Regions from separate parts of the Homo sapiens genome. Here region 1 is linked to region 2. A link is a contact called in ENCODE Hi-C or POLR2A ChIA-PET data. All regions are on one chromosome and are shown on one strand. The core of a region is the stretch at or near the end of the contact, and the rest is flanking DNA. Distances in the headings are between cores, read along the strand shown. Region 1 overlaps RORA (RAR related orphan receptor A). Region 2 overlaps RORA (RAR related orphan receptor A).

Region 1 (2,700 bases), core at 54-2,553, 190 kb before region 2:
CTTACCTCTGAGCCCTGTGGGCAGGGAGGGTGTGGAAACCTGGGATAAAGCTGTCGAAGGAGGGGGGAGGGGGAGGCCACTACTTAGAGAATGTTTTCTGTAATTCCTAATTGAACCTTTCCACCCAAGTTCACCAGGTGTTTTCACGAATTTTACCTAGTGGTGAGGTGATTAAATGCTTCAATAGGGTCTGCGCCAAGTAAGGGCTGTTCCTAAGGGTTGGCAGTAGTGTGCCACTCTATTTTGTGGTCTGCCTTTGGTAATAACTCTTTATACTTTATAGATTACATTTCCAGTTTAAAAGTCCCTTCACGTCTAGTTTTTCAGTGGTTCACTTTAATAGGCATGCAGCAATCAATCGCTGTGTGCCAAGCACTGCAGAAAGTATTGGGAATGCAGGCTCAACGTGGCCCCTGCCCTTGAGAGGGTCACAGAGGGACAGAGGAGTGACCAAATCGATAAGAACTAACTGCAGCCCAACATAGTAAATGCTGGAGTTGAGACAGGAAGGACCTGGGGAAAGACCTGCATGCTGAGGGAGCAGGCCTCTTCCCAAAGAGGTGGGGGCGGCATATGAACTGGGTCCTGGAGGATAAATAGGAGTTTGGGGGGCTGGGAGGTAGATGCTGTGTGGGGTAGACAGAGGAGGTGCTATAATAGTTACTGGTCTATAGCCAGGACACTCGGGCTCAGGGAAAGTCTCTCGCCCCCTGAGTTCACCAAGAGGAGGCTGCTATAAGGGACTGCTCTCTGCTAGCCTGGTGGCCCTCCTCTCACAGTGCTGTCCCAGCCTTCAAGAAGGTTCTCTTTTTAACATCAAAGGAAGAAACGATGTGAAATCTTCACCTCTTCCTTGTGGGTTTATAAGGTTGATACTTTCCACCAGAGCTGAGTCAGAGACGCTGTTACCAAAACGAAATTTTGTTTTAAATTAGTCTTCCTGGCATTTCCTTCTCTGCTTCATAACTGAATCCCAGGGCATGTCATCCTGTTGTGGAGAAGAACTTACAGAGGGGTTTGTCATGATTAGGGCCAGAGAGGTGTTGGAAATGATTGAATTAAGTGGAACAGCGTGTCATTCTTCTTTTGTTTATTTAACAAGTATTTGTATCAGTAGTGTGCTGGGAAATGTTTAACTCTACAGAAGTTGTTCTACTGAGCAAGGAAGGAAAAAAAAAGCCCTGATGTCTAAGTTTGCCAATTTCTGTGGTGTAAATACTCTCACCGTAGCCAGTTTTGGGCAACCAACGTGAGGGTGGCTGAATACGAGGTTGGGAGGAGAGGCAGACTTGGTGTAGCACATGGCTGCAGGCCCAGGAGATAGACAAGTGAATAACACAGCCCTGGCTGCAGCCCTCTATAGGAAACAGAGCCAGAGACAATTTTTTAATTTGATCTTAGCAATATTTCTGTTATTATTTTGAAGAGATAGAGGCACTGAGAGACAGAAACAGAGAGCAAGACAAAGACTGATCCATTCCTATCTACATATCTTGATAAATTCTGAAATGCTTCAGCCATTTGTCTCTTCCTGTGCCCCTCCCTCGTTATCTACCTCTCTGCTATTGCAGTCTCTGGGACATGGGTGTTTAGAAGAACATCAGATTGCAGGGGAAAGTAAGACAAAGAAAAATAAATGATTTTGATTTTTCAGTGCATCTTGGCATGTAGCATGTGATATACTTAGTATCTTGGTGGTGGGATTTTTCGGCATCTGAACTTGTTTACCTTAGTGACTCATCTCCCCCGCAATGTTTTTGGACCAATGCAGTTTATAAATTAATTAAATAAATAAATATGAATCGATCAGAAGAGGAGCTATTGTGTTTTGAGTGGATGTGTATCAACATCTAACTCTTATAAAGACGTGCCAGACAGCAACAGCCAGTGCTTGGGCCCCATGAAGTGTCTCGACTCCATATTGTAATGTTTCAGGCTAGCCATAAAAAGGAAACTGCTTACAAAGTCTAATTGAGAGGACGCCAAGAAGGCCCCCAGACCCCAAGTGAATTCCTCATCAGTCTGTCACCTTTGCTGAAACATCACTGTTGGTTTATAGCGGTTCCCCCTTGCTAACTGATTCCCATGAAAACTTTGCTATTATTGAACACTGACACCTTAAGATAAATTAGTTTATTGGATAACTTACAGAAGAATAGTTAGCTGCAAGTAGCTTTCAAAGAGAGATAGAGAGTCTGAGTGTAGTTCCAGAGACCAGCACGAGGGCACGGAGGCCTGAGGTATTGGGATCCTGGGGTAGGTTAAAGGGAAGGTCCCTGCCCTCTCACTGAGGACACAGCTATATGTCAGCCCTCTCGGCATGACTCAAGGTTCTCATTGTGAGCATGAATAATCAGCCCACGCCATAATACACTGTCCTTGAGTTTAAAAAAAAAAAAAAAAGTCCTTTATTGAGCAATAACTAGATGCCTTTGTTAGCTCATTATATAACTTATCCCATTTTCACAAAGTCCCTGTAAGTTACACATGCTTGCCTCCACTTTAGAGTGGGGATATATCATTCCTTTTTAGAAGGAAATTAGGGGTCAGAGAGGGGAAGTAACTTACCCAATATTGCACAGCTAATAAGTAGCAAGGTCTGGCTTTCAGACCTGGATCTGTCTGATACTTAAGCCTGTGTCCCCTCCCCGCTACCATGCTGCCTGTTAGGGTGAGAGGGTTTGCTGGCACTTCCCATGG
Region 2 (2,700 bases), core at 132-2,631:
ATGGAACACGCTTTATTTTTCCAGTATGCTTCAGAACACAGCTTACTGAAACAAGAACACCTAAGTCCTTGAGTGTAAGGTCTTAAATAGTTAGGGTTATTATTTTAGGTATGTATACCATGTCACATTCAAGGCAGTATCAGAAAATGAGGTACATCATAAAAAATTAATTTTCTGCAGCGTATTTCTATAAGTGCCTAAACTAAATCACTTTATAGGGGGAAGGGGAGCTTTCAAAATATATTATGTAAGTCCCTGTCTTCTTAGAGTTCATGGGTTAATACGTCCTTAGTGATTCAAAGTCATTATAACCATTAATTATTATGGTGTGTACAGTATGCTGTAATACAGGATGCACTCAGAAACTCGGCAGGTGTGGTTGGCTCTTTGCCCCTATGCTAAATGGCTCCATGCTGCCATACTTTTTGAGTTCTTAGGTCTAACTTTTTATCATTTTTTAAATCTCTTCCTTCAATATTTATTGTCTCTCTTTGCGCCTATGAGCACAAGTCTCTGTTGTGCTTCCAAAATATCTCCGGTATACTGGAAGTTCAGACATCAAGGTTGTCAGAATTATGTCTTACATAAGAGAAAAAAGCCTCGGAGTAAATATCAAAGGGATGCTTTTTAAAGCACATATACAAACTTTTGGTTCTTGGAGTTTTAGTGGTATCTCTGCTGATCTTTGTTTCTTTCTTTTCTTTTTTCTTTTCTGTTTTTTCGGCTTCTGTCTTCCATTTATTTCACAAGGCTTTCATGTGAGAGATGTCTGATTGAAAAGTATTATAGCAATTGTTTATACTTCTGAGATAGCAGTTCTAATTTAGTATTTCTTTAGATAACCACTTGCCTTACTGGAAACTGCTTACCTTCTACTAGTGTTAGTTACAATTTTTGGTGCATAGTCAAGAATAGGACTTTTTCCTTTTAACTATCTTTTTCAAACATTTCACGTAGTGCCTCACCCAAAGTCTGCTCCGAGAAAATATATGATGATTAACTGAGATTTAAAAATAATTATCACACACAAGCTACATACAAATGAAACTTTCTACAAAGTATACTGGTCTTTCATGTTCTAGAAAATGCTTCTGTGCTTTTCACATCTTGGTTTAAAAAAAACAACAACAAGAAAGACCAAGTTGAGCATAAATGATAAAAATAATTTGTAAAGGAGCTGAAAATAGAACTCTTCGTAGATACCAATTCCAAGTACATTGCAGCTTTCCTATGGGATTATTTTGTTGCTGGAAGAATTTGTAGCTCCTAATTAGGAGCCCTTTAATTCATTCATTCGTTCCAACAATAGCATTTACTGAATGCTTGCTGGGCCCCACCAGGGATACACAGGCATATCAGACACAATCTCAGGAAACAGACATTTTGGCCAGAATTTGAAGGTTGCTGTGAGTCAGAGCCCAGCTGCCATATGTTAGAAGCATTCCTCCAGTTAAAACTGAAAGCTTTAAAGTGAAGCTTAACTTGTTTTTTCAAGCTAGCCTTGATTCAATTAGAACGATCCCAAATATTTCGTGTTCTGGGAAGAAATCTGGAGAAGTGGTGTCATAATGTTTTCCTGTTCGCTGACAAGTCATTCAGTAGCCCTGTCCAAGATCATTTAAAATAGCCTGGGAATAATCAGAAGTGATGTGCCTCTGCGGAAAACACTTGGAGGATGTCTGTCGGCAAATGATGTTTTAAACCCTAGGTTTGATTTAGAACTGTTGTCAGGTTCCTAATGACGATTTATATGTTTAAAAAACGTCATCTCCAGAAAAGTTAATATAAATGTAAGTTAGGAAACAATGAAAGTTTCATATAATATAATCATTATTTACTCTGTGGTTTTACTTATCTGTTTTGCTTTGTAATCAAATATACAAACTTACCTTCTCTCCCTCCCTGCTATTAGCTTGCTTTGTCAGTGAGTCATCATGTTTTGCCTCTATTAAAGACCAATAATCTTAAATCGTATCATTAATCATATCTGATCATCGTAATTTTGTAAGAAAACCATCTGTATAAATTTTGAGTGAAGTAACCTTATGCATTGTTTACGTAGTTTCTTTTCCACTATAGTTTAACATTTAGATTATGTTGTTAGCCTTAGTTGTATGCGGGAAGATTGACATAATTTTATTAAAATTATTGGTTTTTATTGCCTTGAAATCCTAAGGGATACAATAGGTTTTGGTAAGAAAGCATTTCAGACAGAATCATAATAAGCTTCTTAACTAAATGTCCTTGTTTGTCTAGGAGTGTTTGAAAGAAAAAAAAATCTTGTTTCCAGAGAGTACAAACTCTAACTACATTACGAAGAATTGCTTTTAAACATTCAGGAATTTTTTTTTTTGAAATGGAGTAGACAAATTATCAGTTTTCATGGTGACATGTACATAGTATATCGTGTGTAGAACCTTTGACTCTGAAGAACATAGCTAGGTTGACAGAATAACAAAAGATCCACTTCTAAAGTGAAAAATTATCTTAATTATTTGGGAGCTCTGAGTATATAATGCCAAATACATGGAGAGTTAGCACTATCTGTATGTCCAAATAAACTCCCTGTTCACACTGTTTGTTAGTATATTTTATATTGCTCATACAGTTATAAATGTCTAGTGGTAGGTCATAAACCACTCCAATCCAGTGATTATTGGGTATCAACAGTGTGCCAGATACTAATGGGTTTCATGTTTA

The links. Hi-C counts contacts between places; a loop is a spot of excess contacts on that map. ChIA-PET counts read pairs that join two places held with the same protein, here RNA polymerase II (POLR2A). Pooled maps may share reads with other maps.
Region 1: a map of aorta shows a loop between it and region 2 (4-fold over the local background). The contact joins two enhancer-like sites. A Hi-C loop is called at or near these places in 6 of 168 maps with a recorded cell type or tissue (CD8-positive, alpha-beta T cell, MCF 10A, aorta and 3 more), 15 of 37 single-sample maps with no recorded cell type and 10 of 50 pooled maps. POLR2A ChIA-PET finds 5 or more read pairs at or near these places in 9 of 52 experiments (CD4-positive, alpha-beta T cell, CD4-positive, alpha-beta memory T cell, WTC11 and 5 more).

Annotation. Positions count from the first base shown.
Region 1 is chr15:60,798,639-60,801,338 of GRCh38, reverse strand. The region is part of intron 1 of RORA (RAR related orphan receptor A); the gene reads left to right. Among named protein-coding and RNA genes, the nearest start is that of RORA-AS4, 36 kb to the right of the region's middle. Within about 2 kb of position 1,303, at least 4 of the 41 ENCODE cell types and tissues checked have a DNase peak (open chromatin) inside an H3K27ac peak, as active enhancers do.
Region 2 is chr15:60,604,877-60,607,576 of GRCh38, reverse strand. The region is part of intron 2 of RORA (RAR related orphan receptor A); the gene reads left to right. The region is part of intron 5 of RORA-AS1 (RORA antisense RNA 1); the gene reads right to left. Among named protein-coding and RNA genes, the nearest start is that of RORA-AS2, 75 kb to the left of the region's middle. Within about 2 kb of position 1,381, at least 4 of the 41 ENCODE cell types and tissues checked have a DNase peak (open chromatin) inside an H3K27ac peak, as active enhancers do.